2 separate regions of the Mus musculus genome follow, and region 2 is linked to region 1. The links are chromatin loops, found by intact Hi-C in ENCODE. Cell type or tissue: left cerebral cortex. All regions are shown on one strand. Each heading gives the region's core, and the rest is flanking DNA. Links, peaks and the distances in the headings are about the cores only. Region 1 overlaps Tafa1 (TAFA chemokine like family member 1). Region 2 has its middle 15 kb from the start of Tafa1.

Evidence for each region. Peaks named below come from ENCODE experiments on the same cell type or tissue, not always from the same donor. Only the 100,000 strongest peaks of a DNase experiment are listed, where the experiment ranks them.
Region 2: a loop joins it to region 1, with 18 times the contacts of the local background. A loop is called at or near these places in 2 of 42 quality-filtered maps.

The regions. Positions count from the first base shown.
Region 1 is chr6:96,240,543-96,249,869 of GRCm38, forward strand. All of the region lies in intron 2 of Tafa1 (TAFA chemokine like family member 1), which reads left to right. Among named protein-coding and RNA genes, the nearest start is that of Tafa1, 130 kb to the left of the region's middle. In left cerebral cortex, for the core only: no CTCF peak of the experiment used is centred there; a DNase peak (open chromatin) is centred at 3,980.
Region 2 is chr6:96,093,392-96,102,718 of GRCm38, forward strand. It overlaps 2900060L22Rik. Among named protein-coding and RNA genes, the nearest start is that of Tafa1, 15 kb to the right of the region's middle. In left cerebral cortex, for the core only: no CTCF peak of the experiment used is centred there; DNase peaks (open chromatin) are centred at 3,080, 4,612 and 5,028; H3K27ac peaks cover 348 bases.

The DNA.
Region 1 (9,327 bases), core at 646-8,645:
ATCCCAATGAACCACCATATGGCAATGCCTCTGTTTGGTGAGTTACCTCTCTTAATGTGGCCATGCAGAATCAGGCATTATATTTCTGATGGGAAGAAATTAAACCTTTAGAATTCAGGAACTCATTACTGACCTTTAATTGTTAAGGAATTCCAGTAGGATTTTGGATGCGTTGTTACCATCATCATTTTAAAGACAGTATTTGTTTATGTTAACTCATGCAAACATTGATATACCAAATGTCAGGTCAATTAGCCTTAGAAATTAATTACGTATTTAAATAGCAGTAAGATGAGAAATACACACCACGGAAGTTAGAGTTGGGAATAGACTCGGTAAAGTGAACACAGTTTCAATAATATATGGGGGATGAATAATTCCCCACCAAACACCAAAGTAATAATGCACTGTAAGTACTGCTTTCCCTGTAGACACTGCCAGGAATTCAGTGGGAAACAAGTTACATTATGAGGAAATATTGATTCACTGTGGGCACAGTGAGTCCTGTTATGATAAAGACAGTCTGTGGCCATTTGTTGTCTTTTTTATTTTTTCATTTCCTTCTTGAAAGAAAAAAAAAAAAACTAAATATATGCCTTGCTTACTGTAACCAAGACATTTAGATTGCATCCTTTTATAGAATAAAAAGATTTATTGGGCTTCAACTTTTTCCCCCATGGCTTGGATACCCTGAGGTCATGAAAAAGTTGAGCTCATTCCATTATACAAGCTCTGGGTTTTATACTTATATTAAGTCTGGAGCCTAGTATACGAATCTATCCCAGTCCATAGAAAGTCTTCTCAGGCTTATCTAGACCCCTGCAATGCTGTATCTCAAACCAGGGCAACATGGCAAATAGAGAATATCACACTGAATAACACAGCTCTTTATTGGGACTAGCTCCACGGCTCACTGCCAGTATAATACAATACTGGGTCAAGTTTCTCCATGGCACTCTGTGAGATAATAGTTGAGATAATAGTTCTTCACTGGTGGAGGAGTTGCCAGGGTTACCTGAAATGTTGCATGTAGATTTTTAAATATGTACTGCATCAATGCTAGGTCCCATCCAAGTTGATGTACCTGTGATTGCTGTGGCCTGGGTCCAGTCTTGCATGTCAAACTACAGCGAGTAAAACCTAGTAAAAAGGACTTAAAAAGTGGCCTCATGAGAGCCTGTCCTAGCAGCCATCCACACTCAGATTAGGTGGAAGGAAATCTGGTGATGGTAGCCCTTGGCATTGAGTACTAACATTGATTTGCCACTGTGCTTGCTTGTAGATGAGTGCCTTTTCTTAATCCCTGTGCAGAGTTGTGGCCTGCTTCACCTTCAGAAGGAAGAGATCAAGTCTTAGCAGAGGTGGTCCTGAACAGCACTTCCCCTTTCAGAAAGCCCTTCCAGATTATATTACTGCATTTTTCTAGCCAAGTGATGTTCTTTCTCATTTTAAGGGCATTCAATGATTTGAGATGATCTTTATGGAATTTGGGCATTGGTGAGATGGCTCAGCTGGTGAAGGCATTTGCTGCCCATAACTGGAGACCTGAGTTCCATCCCTGGAACCCACATAAATGTAGAAGGTGGAAACCAATCTCATAAAGTTGTTTCCTTGCTTTCATATATAATACACATATTCTTCACACACTAGAAATAGATAAATAAATAATGCTTAGAGAAAGTCAGCAGCACTCAGTGTAACCACTAATCCCAGCTTATAGGACAAGCTAATCCTCTCTGGACAATTAAATATTGTTCATTTCCAGGGCTTCCCCACTAAATGCAACACAAAACCTAAACATGTAGCTCTTTTACTATGCTGCTTCCTAGAATTCACCCAAGAACTATGAATACTCTGACCTACCTTCCTTAAAAAGCCCTCATTCTCAGAGTGACCTCAGCAGGCTTTTGTAGATGTCACCTGAGTCTACTGGGCAGAGAGAAAGATGGCTGAAGTGTCCTAGGTTAGATTCCATATGACTGTAGAGTTACACAACCATGGATCAGTATGTAGAACATTGTACCCAGACTGTCCTTTCCTTCTTCCTCTAAGATCCTTAGCTTTAAAGTCTGAGAATAATGAAAGGAAGACAAAGATCAGTGTCCAGCAGTACTTGGTTAAGATCCTACTTCCTCGGGCTGCCAAACTGTTGCATGATGGATAGGTGACACTGGCATGCCCCGAGTTGGACATGATTTTAATGAACTCACAAAAATACCTTTTCAGCCCAGCTGTTCCTACTCATGATTTCTGCCCATGATTAACTCAGTTTTGGAACCACCCACAACATGTGATGGGAAGGAAGAAGGTTCCAAGGACCTTTATTAAGAAGGAGAGCTTGAGTGGCCAGCAAGACAGCAGAGAAGACTGATTGCCATCTATCTATTCTGCTTCTTCTCCACGACTCATGGCCTTCTTCATGAATGTCATGTGGGTGTGGTAGAGGCACAATGTCAAAGTTGTCAGGAGCATTGTGTGAGTATAGTGGCTTCTGTGTTAAAATAACATGAATTGTCTATTGCCAAGGTTTGCATTTGTATAGTTAAAGGAAGAGATAGAGTGTTTACTAAATCTACCCCTTAAAATAAAACAGTGTTAGAGCGGAAACCTAGCAGTACCCCTTATGGAACACAGGACACTCACTATGCCACTGTTTTCTCATGTGTCTGATAGGCACTCCTTACCCCTGAGCAAGTCATGTGAAATGACCAGTGAAAGCATCTAGTATAAGGTGTGGATTCAATCACATTAGTAGTTGTAGGGGTGGTTCTGATGCTGTCCTGTTCTCCAATTGGTTCTTGATCTGTCAGTAAAGAAGTCATGGGTCAACTGCTAGGTGGAAGGAATAGACAGGACTTCTGGGTCCCTGGAGTAAAGGGGCAGACCATCTATCCTGCTGGTTTCTGGTTAATTCCTTGCCATCTCAATCAACTTGGATAAAGTTTGCTCTGATGGCACAAGGAGACACATGACCAAGGCATGAGCAAAAGAGAATAAATTCTGATTTCTCAAGTGGCTTTGGGAAATCTCTTTTGTCAGCTGGCCTTGACAGTCAAAGGATGTAAGTGTGGCTGACCTTGAAGCTGCCTCTGCAGGAAGCCTTGATGAAGAATGCAGCCCAAACAAAAGAAAGACAACCATAGAGACCAGTTTGTAATGACTTATTTTGAGAGCTGAATTCTTCCTCATTGAGATAGCTGTTTAGGTATCTCATCTGTGCTTAATAAGGATGCATAGACATCTTCCTTCTTATTCCTTAAGGTAGTTGGAGTCCACTTTCGGTTATCTGTCACCAAAAGAGATGTGTTCAGTAAATGTGATTCCAACTCAGGTATTTTCTACCTGGGTCACTGTGCCCTTTGCCGTGATGTAACTCTACAGAGTCCCTGTAGAACCTGAGGTTTCCAAGGTTCTGAAATAATAACCAGATCTTACTGACATATTATGGAGAGAGAGAGAGAGAGAGAGAGAGAGAGTGAGAGTGAGAGAGAGAGAGAGCGAGAGAGAGAGAGAGAGAGAGAGAGAGAGCAGAAGTAGGCTCTGTGAGTGATTTGTTTCATATACTTGGAAGCACTAGCAATTAGTGAAACAATTTAATTTAAAAAAAAAAAGATTTATCTCCTTTAGGGGAATTAGGACCTGATAAATTTGACAAACTTAAATAAGTTGCTCAAGGTCTTATGCCAGCCACTAGTGAGTAAATATAGAGCTATAATTTTCACCTGCATGGAATAGAAAGGCAAGCTGGGAACCTCTAACCTTCCACATACAAGGACGCTCTACATTCAGCCGCCTTCTTTTCTAGTGGTGTGCCCATAGCTCTTCCCTTCATTCTGTTTCCATGGTGCACTGTACATTGATGTGCCTTGAACATTCTGGCATTTGCATGGGGGTGGGAAGCCTTCCTCCAGACCTCAGCTTCAGATGCTGCCCACCTAACCATCTGTGGCAACAGATTTGTGTGTTATCAATTAAAGTCTAAAGGAAGTTGGCAAAGCCTCCTACTCTAACAGGATGGGCTAAAGACGTTCCTGTTAAGACAGAAATGGGTTGTGTCTATGATGGTGGTGCCTGGTAGCTTTCCAAGAACACTTTAAATATACCCCATGTCATGAATCGCCTAGCTTGCATTCACTTTCAGACATTCTTCCCAGAAGTGGCTCTCTTCCATAAACTGGACCTGTGCATAGCTGGACAGGGCTGCCCCGTGGAAAGCAGAGCAAAATGCAGTTTGGAGAATCCAGCCTTGTGAATTTCACATTGACATTCACTTAGGAAATTACCCCTTTTTAAAAAAAAATCTGCAAAATCTTCATGTATCTATAATTATAATGCTGAATTCCATTTACAACCACAGAGTCCTTGGTTGCAGCTGCTCAGGAAGACCATGCAGCCCTTTGAGCTGTCTCCCTTGGGCACTCCAACAGAACTAAGTACACGGGATGGACCGCAGTTCTAACCCAGAACTCAGTCTCAAGCCCATGCTTGAAATCTGTGAAAAACAAAAACTTTTATAAAACTGGATTAGTGAAATATCCATGTAGAGATAATTATGTTGATCATTTCTTATATGTTACTCCCTATGTTAGATCCCTATGTTAGGGGTTAGCAATATGTGATTTCTGTTCTGAAAGCATTTAACAGTTACTAAGACTATCTGGTTAGTCTGTATTATTATTTACAAAGGTTTTTTTTTTTTGTGGGTGAGAGAGATTACTCAGCAGTTACGGGCACTGGCTGATCTCCTAGAGGACCCATGCTCAATTCCTAGCACCCCTATGGTGGCTTACAACCATATGTAACTCCAGTTGCAGGGGATATATCACTCTCTGTGGCCTCCATAAGTACTGCACACATGTGCACAGACATCCATTTAGGCTTAACACTCATACACATAAAATGAAAATAAATTAATTTTTCTAATAAAGACTTCTACAGTGGGTTATGAAGCAATGTGTTCCTGAATCACAAGAAATTTAGTCTCAGTATAGTTAGGCCCGTATGGCACAAACATTACATTGTCTGCCCTCCTCCCAGCTTTACCATTGCAAAGTATTAACTATGGGCCCAGAAGACTCTTTGTTGTGAGGCCGATCTCGGGCATCTCATCATCCTTGGAAACAGCTAACTTAGTGGTAACCTCGGTTTTTCAGTTTTAACAAAAAAGGGCCTTCGTGCATTGTCACATGTCCCTAGGGTGATTGTAATGAGGGGGACTCACTCCAGGATGTGAAGCACTGAGTTAAGCTAAGATTAAAGATTAGGGGTTTACAGGGAAATAGAAGAAATGACTTCTGGTCTAAGTCCATAGTAAAACCTTCTTCCCAATGTTCTCTAAAATGGGGTGAATTTTATTATCTGAGAGTACAGAGATAGTTATTGAGAAGACTCATTCTTGGAGACATAGAGGTAGACTAAGTCATCTCTCAAGATCTTACATGACTCTTGAATTCTATATCACTTTTAAACTCATAGCCTAGCCCAATTCCAATCTGACCCTTTAACTGTCACTAGAACTAAACATTGTGCCTGATAGGCAGCTCATCTTTGGCATGCCCTTTATGTCACCAGAAGCCAGAGGACTTTATGGTTTTTTTGTTTTTTGTTTTTATTTTTCAAGATCCTTTTGTTTTTGAGCAAACTTGGCAGAACCACTCTTTTATGAAGGAGGAAAAAAATCAAATTTCAGGGCTGTGGAAAAATAACTTTCTGTGCTCCTAGGTTCCAGAATCGACCATTTGTTAGAACCAAGTGTCTGCTGGGCTGTGAACAAATTCTTGGAAGGCATTTCCTAAATTTTGTTATTGTTGTTTTATCACCTCACTCTCATGAGACTTCTCATTTGCTCTCTGCTGCCTGTGAGGCTGGGTGGGCCAAGAGAGGCCTGGCTCATGTTTTATTCCTAAACATACTAATATGTATTTCATGGAGGAGATACATATGTTTGTTTTATCTTGTCTGCTTAGGCAGTATTCTTCATTTCAAATCAAGAAAACAAGAATATGTTTACTAAGAATATATTCCAGCCACACATTTTACATTAACCTTATTTGAAATATTGTTCTCCAAGTTCCCTTTAATTCCCCACTTTCTCCACCAAGAGAATTTTAACGTAGCTTTCTATGTGGAAACCAGTCACTGTAATTAGATTTCATGTCAAATTCCAACTCCTGATATTTTTTTCCTCTCTGATCTTTGACCCTGTGCTTAAGAATAAAATCTTTCATCAACCCACAGAAAACTCCATTTCCTAATTGGAAAATAGGATCCCAATAATACCGTGTTAGAGAGTTGGCATGGTGACAATACACAACAATGATATAAGTGCCATCATTTGCCGAGCTGGTTAACTATTATTGATGGTAACTACTATTACATGCATTTGTTAAAGTACTTTGACAAAACCCATATAAGGCTTTATTGTCCCAATACTGAGGGACAGAATGCACCATATGGACCATGGTTCTACCTGTTAGTGTATGTGAACAGCCTGTGACACTCCAGGATTTCATGGCTCTTTAAGATAGTGTTGAAGAGATGCTAAAGAAGGACCTTCGCAGAACACATTGGAAAGGCTTCCTCAAAGCCAGGATAATGAAAGTTCGGAAAGATATCAGGCAAGATTGTGGGTCAGAGCACATATTAATCTTGAAAGACAAAGTAACCATGGCTCCCCTTCTTTGTATACTACCTTAAAACAACTGAAACAGAATACGAACAAAGGCACACTTTACAAAGTTTAATGTAGAATTTCTCCTGGATTTTTCCATATATCTTTAGAGCAGATCACAGTTCTATGGAGGAGACTTAGAGCACTTGACCCTGGTATATAGCTAAGGTGACTGCCATCATGACAAGAACTATTCACAGAATTTGGGGGAAGACCCTCTAATTTAAATTGTTGACTATGAGGATATATTGATTTCCTTAAGGGTGGGACTATTCATATAGCATATTTCTTGCTTAAACACACTTATTATTGAAATTAACTTAGGGATGTTTCACTTGCTGAAACACAACAAATAGAAACCATAAAAACTTTTAAATGTCCCTCATGCAGAGTTTTAAAAATCTATATTGTGTTGTTTTGATATCTTTCAAAACCTAGCTGAGGAGTGACTGCTACCTCTGGACCAAAAAGCTTGAAGAAACAGCAACGATGCACCAGGAACAGACTTTCTATTGGCAAACTAATTCGTACAAAGATGTTCTTGCCCCACCTGGCTCAGGTATCTAAGAAACAGTAATCTTCTGCCCTTACCATGCAAGAGTCAAGGATTGGCAACCGGGCACCATCTCTATTGTATATAGAAAACTTAAAGAAAAATTAAGTCAATCTTAAATTGTTCACCCTGCTCTACTCCCTAAGGAAACCAATAAATCTGATGGAGTGTATTGTCCCTTACAGCTGACTTCTCACATTTAATCCTTCCATACCCACTATTTTTTCCCAAGTATATCTGTGTGACATGGCATGCCTCCCTTGTTGAGTTGCTGTGAATACAGACTCTTCTTAAGTTGGGGGTGTAGTGCCATAAACCTATAGTAAGTGAGAAACATCATTAGGTGGCGAGTGTAGTCTATCCACATAGCTTCTTCAAACCTAACTCAAACATGCCAGAAAAACTTGCACTCATCATGCAAACTCACCTTACACAAAGCTTACTGTATACATGGTGTTAAATTGCCACCATAACTTACCGAATGTCCACATCCATAAACAGTGTCAGCACACTGGGACTTGGTAGCTCCATGATGCCAGGAGTGATTGAGAACTGCAGGTCACCACCAACGCTCCACATCACTAGAAATTTTGAAGCCAGGACATTATTAAAATTCCCAATCCAAAGCAGAGTTTCTACTCAATGGGTATCCTTTTCATATCCTATAAGGCTGTAAAAGTTAACACTGAGCCGCTGTAGGTTGGGGAATGGCTATGTAGTAAAGTTCACTTCTAAATCTCTTCTCTGTCTCTGACTGTAGCCATAGCTAATGGATCCAAACATAAAACAATATGCAAGGCTGTCAGAACTAATGCTATTGCAGTCATGGCCATCTGTGACCACCCTTGACTCTGATGTGTGGCCATATCAATGAAACATGTGAAATATTTGAAGGTAGACTGTATTATAGCTATTCCTCCAATGGGTGTATTCTTGGCTCTTTCCAGCCATCTAATGATAGACTTGGAACACAGACATTTAATCTCATCCACAGGGTCAATTCTTTCTGAATTAAGTGACCAGTTCTTTGTGAATGAAGTAGGGTTTCACCTGCTTTGCCTAATGGTTACACCTATTGGAAACATTTGTTGTGGCCTATGCAAAGAGAACAGCTTTTAAAACTCCTTGGTAAAGCAACATTCCAAACACATTTAAGATGTTGAGAGATGATCTTATTATCATGAAAGAAAAGTGTCTAGAATTAAGGAAGTTGTTGGCCACATTTGTACAGCATAGAAATTAGAAATAATAAATCAGGACACTGTTTCTGCCACAGTTTTTATGTTTGGCCTTTGTACAGTTTCCGGAAGTCATTAGTTCTATGTGGGAAAAGGCAAGAAAAACTTTGTTCACTGGTTTATCTAATGAACAGCCAAAGACCCTTTTTAAAAATCCTTTTCCTCTCTTACAGATTTCTTGCTGTATTTTTCCCCTTTTTTTAGCTAAAGGATTGTACCCATAATGGCAGCATATTATTCTCCACACTTACTCTGTATAGGTTAAAAGCATGACCTCTGACGGCCAGTGGAACAGGCTCTTTCCCCAGAGCTTATTCATTTAATTTCTTGCTGCATTCTGAATGAATGTTTTCTTCCAGCTGGGTCTCTATTAACTAATAGGCAATAAACTTTGACACAAGTTCACATCTGGGTGCCTCAGACATTTAGTTTTGTAGTCTGTTTGCCTGGCCCTCCTATCAGACCCTCAGCTTCTCCCCTCTGTCATGGCACGCACTTGAGAAAGTCCATTCTCAATAGACTCTTGGAGATTTGAGACTAGCGTTTGGCCAGTGGCCTACATCCTTGTCGCTTTTCTGCTCACTTGCTCACAGCCCCTGCCATCCTCAGTTCTCCTGTCAACTCCATCATCTTACTAAAGTAGCTCTTGATTTTTCCTTATTAAGCCACCGAGAAGTCCAGTTCCTATCATAGAAGGACAGTGCAGGGGTCTCCCATGCACAGGGCAGCCATCAGCCCAAAATGTGAGTGGAAACAAAGCAGCGATATTAATTTATTAGGTCATTTGACTGTACAGAACATGGAGTGTTCGTGTGCCCTAGTCAGCTAAGCATTGAGGATGGGTTCCCTCACTCCAGCCCCTGGCA
Region 2 (9,327 bases), core at 822-8,821, 150 kb before region 1:
GTCCATCCCACTCGGCCCCAATTGTCTATTATATCATGATTTTTGATTGTTCTTTATTACTCCTATCTGTAACCACTTTCTGTATCTGTCTTTGTACACACATTTCTCTCCAATAAAATATGAAGTTCCATGAAGGTAGAAATTGCCTTTCTTTCTCATGTCTGCCCTCCTGGTTCCTACAGTCCTGTCCAGTACACAATAGGCACATGTAAATAACTAGTCATACCCCTGTGTGTTCTGTAAGTGAGAATATTAAAAGATAGTAAGTATTGGGGTAGGGGTTGGGCACACAAGGGCATGTTTTGGCCACATGATTACCCAGGTGTTACAAAGTTGAATCTCCCCCTGGCTTTCTATTTTTCTAAAAGATCCCTCCCTAACTTGTAAATGGCATCATCATTTCTACCTAGAACAAAAATGGGGACTCAGTGCAAAGGAAGCCAGAAACATCTGATTCAGATGTGACTCTACCTCTGTGGGTGTGTTCCACACAAACTGTGATGTGACAGAGAGCCACTTGGCTTACAGATGCCGTATCCCAGATATCCTCTTTGTTTGTGGGTATTCCTGGAACTTTCTGCTGAGAAGTGTTCATTCTTATTTCTGGCTCCTGGCAGCCTACAGAGGCTCCCTGTTACTGCTGCAGGCAGGTTACTGATGGGGCTTGTGCTTTATTGTCCTATCTATCAAGTCCTATTTATTTTTAAAATAAACTTTAAGTGTACTGTAAACTCCCTTCACAAACAGATTTTTCCTCCTCTTTTACACTTGACAAGCCCCTAAAAGGAATAGTAACTCTGTCTCATAAATATTTGAACCTGAACCTTTTAAGAAAGAATTATACTTAGGGTATTCAAGAATAGGGAAGGTCTCTGTATAAACTCTGAATCCAACTACTTATTTCCCCATCTCTTTCCATCCCATTTTCTTCCTCCCTCCTCCCTCCCTCTCCCATGTCTCTGTCTCTTCCTTCCTTTTTTCCTCCCTCCCCTTCTCCCTTTCTTGGTTCTTTTCTTTTATTCTTCCTTTCTCCCTCTTCCTTTCTTCCCTCCCTCCCTCCCTCCCTTCCTTCCTTCCTTCCTTCCCTTATTCCTTTTATTTGTCTTATATTATCATATCCTGAACTCAAATCTATCTAAAGACTATCACCCATACTACTCTTAAGCACTGTAATATTATGCAAATGTATTTTATTAAGAAGGCAAAGTGGATTCTCACTTCCCAGCTCACCAAATCTAAAGGTATTAAATCTCTTACTTGGTCCTCTCTCATGGAACCTAGAATTCCATTCAACCATGGCATGCCATTTGATCCAATGCAAAGCTGATTAGGAAGGATATCACCATGGTAGGACATAAAGGAGCTTGGTATTTAGAGTCATGCTCACTTTGATTCAACTTAGACTTCGGAGTGACAGGCTCTCAGGGTGCCTGCTATCCTTTCACACTGTACTTCCTCCTGTGAATCCTGAGACCCAATAATAATCCTTTGGGTGACTATTCAGGATATTGTCTAATTATTTCCAACTTTTTTCCTTCTAAGCATATTCCTCCAGTTCTTGGTTAGGCAGGCTATAGGATTTGTTATAGCTAACAAGAAGTATGTAAACTCCTTTCTTAACCCAAATCTTGGGGATGGAGAGATGGGTCAGTGGTTAAGGACACTTGCTGCTATTCCATGGAACTAAGTTTTGATTCCCAGTACCTATACTAGGCAATTCACAACCACCCATAACTCTTATTCCAAGGAGCCAATGCCTTCTTCTGGCTATTGTGGGCATTACACACACATGGTACACAAACCATATATGTACACATAAAAAAACCTCCTATATCCTCCACTTCTCTCTCTCTCTCTCTCTCTCTCTCTCTCTCTCTCTCTCTCTCTCTCTCTCTCTCTCTCTCTCCCTCTCTCTCCCTCCCTCTCTCTCTCCCTGGCTCTGTGTGTATGTGTGTAAAAGAAAACAGGTTTCCTAAGAGCACTGCAGGGGGCAGCAAACTGTGTGGTAACCATTGTGGTGCCTATTCTAGTTTTTTCCTTTACCTGTGGGTCTGCTAATATTTTCAGCAATCATAGATAGATATTTACATAAAAAACAAACAAAGCTACTAGTAGCCTCAGAAATTCAATTGGACTCTCCTTAAGGGAATTCTTTGGTCTTGTTTGCACATTTGGACCATTATCTGGTGACAGTACATGGAAATTCCTAATTGGACAAGCATGAGTCATGTGACTTTCCCTTCAATCATGACTATTTTAGAGCACTGTGGTCAATGGGCTTTGAGCACTAACCCAGAGACAGAGGGGAGGGAGTAGGCTGCTTAGTAGTCATGTTAGGATACTCATTACAAAACTCTTCAAAAAGCTTACAGAGAGATAGGAGAGAACTTTGTAAGAGAACCATTCACCTTAAGTTTTATACTTAAGAGCTAACCTCCATCAACACTTCTCATTGATTTCCTGGGGCTCAGGAACAGAAGTATTGGATGGAACGTCTCATGGTTGCCTGTGAGAAACAGAAATGAAGCTTCCAAGGTAGACTCTTAGGTCTCCAGTAGAAGGATCTAGGCTTAGAGGCAGCATGTATTTATCTGGGTAAAACTCGTATCTCCAACCATGAAAGGGCACACAAAGTGACCAATCTCTAGTTGACTTGTGAACATTCTCCCAATGATGTAGGAAAAGTCACTAAACATCTCCAAGGGTAATAAAGCATTATAATGCTATAAGAGTCAGAAACCTCTGAAAATTATCTGAATTCTACTTTGTAATGTGGGAAATACTCGAAAATTTTACTAATAGGAAATGTTACACTGGGGGAAAACTGACTTGCTATTCTTGGCCACGCAAGTTCTGCTAGAGGGTATCATGATTGCTGTGGATACACGTTGGGCAATTTCATATACCAGCCCTTCCTCCATTGTCACTTGGCTCAGAAAATTTCATGAAATTATACAAATCCCTGAAATCTAATATTTTTATGTGATAAAATTGTGTAAGAGGAGGGGGTGGAAGAGAAGTTTGGAAAATATGATGACAGATGGCAAGTGGGCTCAGGCACATAGCGTTCCTATATATAGGGGAGGGGACAATCTGGTTAATCAAGGGGAGGGGGGGCAGTTTTAAATTTAGTTCCAAGTATTTTATATATTCAGCAACATCATGTGTAGTGTAAAAGTGTACCGAAGCAGCTGAGCTGGGTAGAATTTTTAATGTTTTTCTTGGTTGGGGGTGAGCTGTGTGATCTGTATTTTCAACAGCTTTACATATTATTTCATGATGCCTACATCTGAAAATCAAATTGTATCCATAGGTTTGGGGTACGTCTTTTGAAAGAGGACTGAGAATATATTTCTAGAGAGTTTCTTCCAAGGAAATCTAAGGCATTTCAAAGACTATGGTCATTACAACTTACTTAGCACATGGGAAAAGTATGGCAAATATTCTCAATGAAGATGATTCTAGAGCTTGGTGGGAGGAGCAATGGGGAGGCAGGAGAAAGTCCTGAGAGCAAAGCCCAGCTTTACGTAATGCAGGACAGGTAAACTGTGTTGCCTGGCATAAATCACTTCAGACGTTTGGATCCTAATTTATTATTAAAATGAGCGTTCAGGGGCTGAAAAGATGCTTCAGTGCGTAAAGAGATTGTTGTACAGATGCAAGTACCAGAGTTTAAATGTTTGGAATCCACATAAAGCCAGATGTGATGTCACGCATCTGTCATCTTTAGCACTCCTGCAGTGAGTTGGAAGGCGGAGACCTGAGAATCCCTGGAAGCTCATGGGCCAGCCAGAATAGGCAGTTTGGTGTCCAACCACAAGAGAAGGTGAGGATCAATATCCCAAGTCTAACCGCCTTAATCTCTAGTAAAGAGAATCTGGGGCCGAGTGTGCACTGGGCTTGGTTTTCCTAAACAAAGGACTTTCCTACCTCATGTATTCATTGTCATTTCCTAGTATTGTTCTCACCTTAAGCCCTCCTTCGAAAGGACTGTTGGTGACATGGTAGTGACATGCCTCTCATGTTTGGATACAAAGGGAAAATTATGTCTTGGGTGAGAGAAAGGCAACTTTCCAAAAGATGTTCACATACCTTGGCTGGCCCAAAATGACTTTGCTTCCCACCTCTAATGATGACCAGGAAATGGATCTTCTGTGTATCATAGGAAAGACTACTAAAATTACAGCCAGCTCAACAGAGAAGTTGGATTAACATGAGTGAAAACCAAGACAAGAGATATATTTAGAGCAAGCAACATTGAAATCTGATAGACACTCCTTGGAACACTTACTCTTCATCTACTCTGTGAATTTAAATAAGAGCTAGGGTGTTTGTGTGTGTGTGTGTAACCATGACAATGAAGTAAAAGTTTCATATGATAGCTATTACCATACAAAGCACATAGTAAGCACTCAGTAAATATACCTACATTGGACTAACCTTACATCTGTTAAACATAGCAAATGTATTTTTTAGTTGGCAACTAATTAAGAAATTGCAGGTATTTCTGGTGTTGCCATAGTGACACAAAATCTACCAAAATAAGTTTTTGTTTTAGCACAGTGGTTTTCAAACTTGGCTGCATATTGGAACTAACTAGGGAACTGTGAAAAATACCATTGCCAGAGTCTATCATCCAGAGATGCTAATTTGATGGATCTCGGGGTAGGGTCTCGGGGCATGGATGCATAAATACATCATCCCTTACTGGGATTCACTGCCAAACCTCTGGCTTAAGGAATATAAGTAGGGGCATTTCTTCCTTTTGAACAGAGCCCAAGGTTTCCTCGACTTCCTTTTACAATACTCTTTCCCTTTGCTCTAAACTAGTAACGGCTAGGTTCTCTTGTCTGAACTGGCACCATTACAAGTGCCACACATTCTCCATTACAGTATAAAAAACGCTGTATGTGAGGGTGGAGACCAAGAGTGGGGAAGGAGGCCCACTGTCAATATGTTGTGTGAGAAGAAAGAAATGAAAGGATAGGAAAGAGAAAACGAGAAAGGAGGCGAAGAGCACTTCCTTCTGGTGCTGGGATGTGGTGAGAGAGGCCCTTTTAGGCACGCTGAGTCTCAGCATCCCACACAGACACCCATGCTCACACAGACACATCATCTGAATCTCTTCCCAGCCTCCTCCCGCTCAGCCCACTGCCAACCACTCACTTAACATCTTGCTAAGAATTTATAAAACATCTCAAACATGAATAAGTGAGAAGTGACAGAGTTTGTTCATTCATTCACACATTCATTTATTCATATTTTCTATAAATATTGATTGAGTACCCACTATGGACCAGGTATCTTGCCAGACAGCAAACAAACAGTAATGATCAGAACAGGGGGCTTTCAGATTTTACCAAAGCCCTGAATTTGGAAAGCATTTGAGGTAAAGAACCTGGGTGGGATGATCTACCATCTTTTCATGAGTTCTTGAGTTCAGGTCTCTGTAGATTGCTGAATGAATGGGTACTTAAATAAATTAATGGCAGAAGGAAAGGGTGAATGGACAGTGATGAGCAGCAGATGGTTAGGGAGGAAGAAAATGATATTAGATTGTGAATATGAATGAATGTCATTTCATTCTAGATCACACAGTTTGTGGGTATTTTGTTTTTAAAGATTTGTTTATTTTTGTATGTGAGTACGCTGTAGCTGTCTTCAGACGCACCAGAAGAGGGCAGGGGATCCCATAACAGATGTTGTAAGCCATCATGTGGGTGCTGGGAATTGAACTCAGGACCACTGGAAGTGCAGTCAATGCTCTTAACCACTGAACTATCTCTCCAGCCCAAGATCTTTGATTTTTAAAATAATCAAGTATAACTGTGCTTGGTGGCACTTCCTACACTCCCAACATCTAGGAGGCAGGGACAGGGAGATTCAAACCAGTCAGTGCTACCCAATAGGATAATTGTCTCAAAACAAATAGGATCCTACCTCAGACATCATTATACACTGTGCATTTTGGGAAGGTAATGCAAGGAGTGATGGCATCAGAGAAAGTCTGTACCCAGGGTGCGCAAAACCAATGTGGGTAAAGAACAGGATGATAGAAAGGCAAGAGAATGGATAAAAGCTTCGAATCAAGAAGAATGTGATACATTTGACGGGCTGAAAGCCACTGAGCTTTCCCGGATGGTATGGATTTGAGCAGCAGACTCAGGACACAGAGCAGTAGACACTACTGCAAACGGAAGCAACACTGACTCTCAGGGATAGAAAGGATCAGAGGCTAGGTAGAGTGGGGAGCCAGGTGAGACTCCATGGGAAATGATCTACCAGTACCAAGTCTAGAGAATTTGAGTTAAAACCCGTAAAGTGGATGGGGCAATGGATGAATAGAGGAGGGGGCTCTTGTGGATGTTTCAAATACAGTTGAATTTGCAAAGGAAGTATGAAAACATCTTAAAAGTCTGAGGAAAAAAATCTTACAGTATAAAAATAAGTAAAACAAAACAAAACAAACAAACAAAAAACTTGATCAAAGCTAACAGTACATCAGCCCTGCTGATAAGCATCTTCCAGTGATCCTGTGCATAGCCTCAGAAGGTACACCCACCCAGGTGGAGCTGAGAACAGTGTAGTCGGGCTCCAGAGCAATTTGGTCATTTCTGTCATACTGTCTTACTGACCAGGTCAACAACAGAGAAGCAAAAGGAAGAAGACTCAGGGAAGGTGCTGGTAGTGGGGGTCAGCAGAGGTGTGTTTCTCTAGCAGGTATGAGACCTTGGCTAAAATACACATTTTACAAAAATTGTCCTATTACTGGAAATTCCTTAGTTCCTAGAATTGAAATGAAAACCAGACCAAAGAGAATAGTTAATCAGACATATTAATATCGAAAGAAAACTTAGAAATTTTAAAATAAAACTTACACGAACACAGGGAGTTAAGAAAAGTTAAGAGGATTGCTTCCCTAGAAGGAAAAGGAGATGGAGTCTTTCCTACCAGGTAGGATCCCATAGAGAAACATTGTCCTTTTTGGGCTCTATCTCACCAAAATAGGAGCAACCACATTAGAGATGACCAACATATATGGACTATTCAGAAAAAGAAAAGTATTTTATGTTGATAAAGACACCATTGAAGGGAGAATTACTGATTTGGAAAATGTAATATCCAGAGGGGGTGAAAATTGCAAGACATATTTGAAGTGTTTCTTACTTTTGTCAAGAAAGGGTCTCACTGTGTACGCCTGACACACTACTACATATTTCAGGCCGACCCTAGGATTGATAGTATCCTCTTGCCTTTGCGCCCAAGTGCTAGTATTCTAGGAAGGAGTCACCATACTTGGCTCAGTACAGAAAATGTTGACAGTTCAGTATTTAGAAAAGTAAGAAATCCAATGGATATGTATGCTCAGAGAAGTGCTAGGTACATGCACACTTGCATGTGAGTGCTGCAAACCTTGTGGTGGTGCATCAGAGATGACTTCAAATTCTCTATTTAGATCTTGAGTTTTCTACCTTTCTAAATTGATGTGCATGTGCGACATGAACTCAGGAAAAAAAAAAGACTACTTAGGGGCAGGAACAGCACCAACAAGTAGGGGGGAGGCTGTATGGGGGAGAGCAGTTGGGGGAGATTCATCATATATATGTACACAAATATCACAGTAAAACTAAAAAAAAATTCTAACATGAGATAGCAAAGAGAGGAAAACATGACTATGTATTTTTGTAAGTAGGAAAATTATAAGTATATAAAACTGTAAAAAAGTACAGTTTTGATCATAAATGGATCATCTCTTCAATATCTGTTCCCATTTCTCATTGTTATTCTAATGTCTCCCATGTGCCACCTCCCTTATTCTCTCTCTCTCTCTCTCTCTCTCTCTCTCTCTCTCTCTCTTAGCTTAGGGTGGGGGTGGGACATTATTTATCTCTAAGCCTAGCACTGTGATCTTTCCTCTTGGTCCAGAGAGCAGTCCAAGGAGGCATACTGACTCAAACTAGGCTCAAGAGACATGAAGTGATTTTTTTTTTTTAAATATAAGTTAAAAAGGAGATGTCCTTGCTCATGTGGCAGAGCTCACAGGTGCCATCACCTGTATAGATTTAAGTGCCAAGGCCAACTAATGGTGGCTTTTTTGAAAAGCACAGCTCTACTCTCCACCAGCAAGGTCGAGGAAAACACAAGCTATGCCAACAATAGCAGGCAGCAAACTGGAAGCTGGTGAATTACCTGGGATTATCTGTCATAGTTGGTCTCACTCAAAACTCACATCATAGATGAGGATGCACAGAGCCCAGACACCTGTTAGCTGTCCTGCCACATCTATGATGAGAAGATTGTCTTGGAACAGATATCCTGAAAGGCAAAGAGAAAATTAGAAAGGCAACAGCTAGGCCTTCAATGGTACAATGGAATTGTAGAAGCAAACTCACCTGGACACAAGCTCACTTGTGGCCTGTCAAACACTAAGAAACCATACATCTTTACTCTTTTCTTGTTTGGATTGTTTCAGTGTTTATTTTTTCCTCTCTCTTTTTTTCCTGCAAATGGCAACCATCGTATACAGCCTACATCCTTCTTTTGTGTCATTAGCATCTCAGAAGATTGATGTCTTTGTCTACTTGCTGCTCCTATAACTGAACACAGTAGACTGGGTAATTTATAAAGAATAAAGGTTTAATCAGCATGTCTCATTCTGGAGGCTGTTTGATTCAAGGTCAAGGTACTATATCTGTGAAGCTCTTCTTGCTAGTGGGAAATCTGCAAATCTGTTAGAGGTCAGAGACTATTACATCATGAAAGGGGTACATACAAGAGACAGACTGGGTTTGTAACAACCTACTGTCAAGATAGTGCACTAACACATTGGTCCATGGGATGGATTAACCCATTCGTGGAGGCAGAAGCTCTTATAGTTCCTACCTGATTCTAACTCTCAATATATCCAAATGGGGACTTTATTTCAACACAAGCTTTGGTGAGGACATTTAAGCTATAACAACTGCTATCTTCCTTCTAACTTCTTGCCAGCTACTCAGTGGCACAGATCTTATTTTCTCTGACCTTGATGGTGAGTGCCAGAGCAATGCTTTCTGTTACAGTAGCCACTAGCTGAACATGGCTAAGTTGAAATAAATTTAAAATAAAATTAGATATAAATTTAAAATGAAATTAAATAGAATTTAAAATTGACTTCCATAGCTGTACTAGCCACATTTCAAGAGCTTAACAACTAGTGCGGTATTGGGTCCCACATTCACCAGTATAGAAAGAGAACATTTTCTAGCAACAGTGGTGTGAGTGTGTGTGTATGTGTGTAGGCCACAGAACAACCTCAGATATCATTTTGAAGTACTATCAATACCC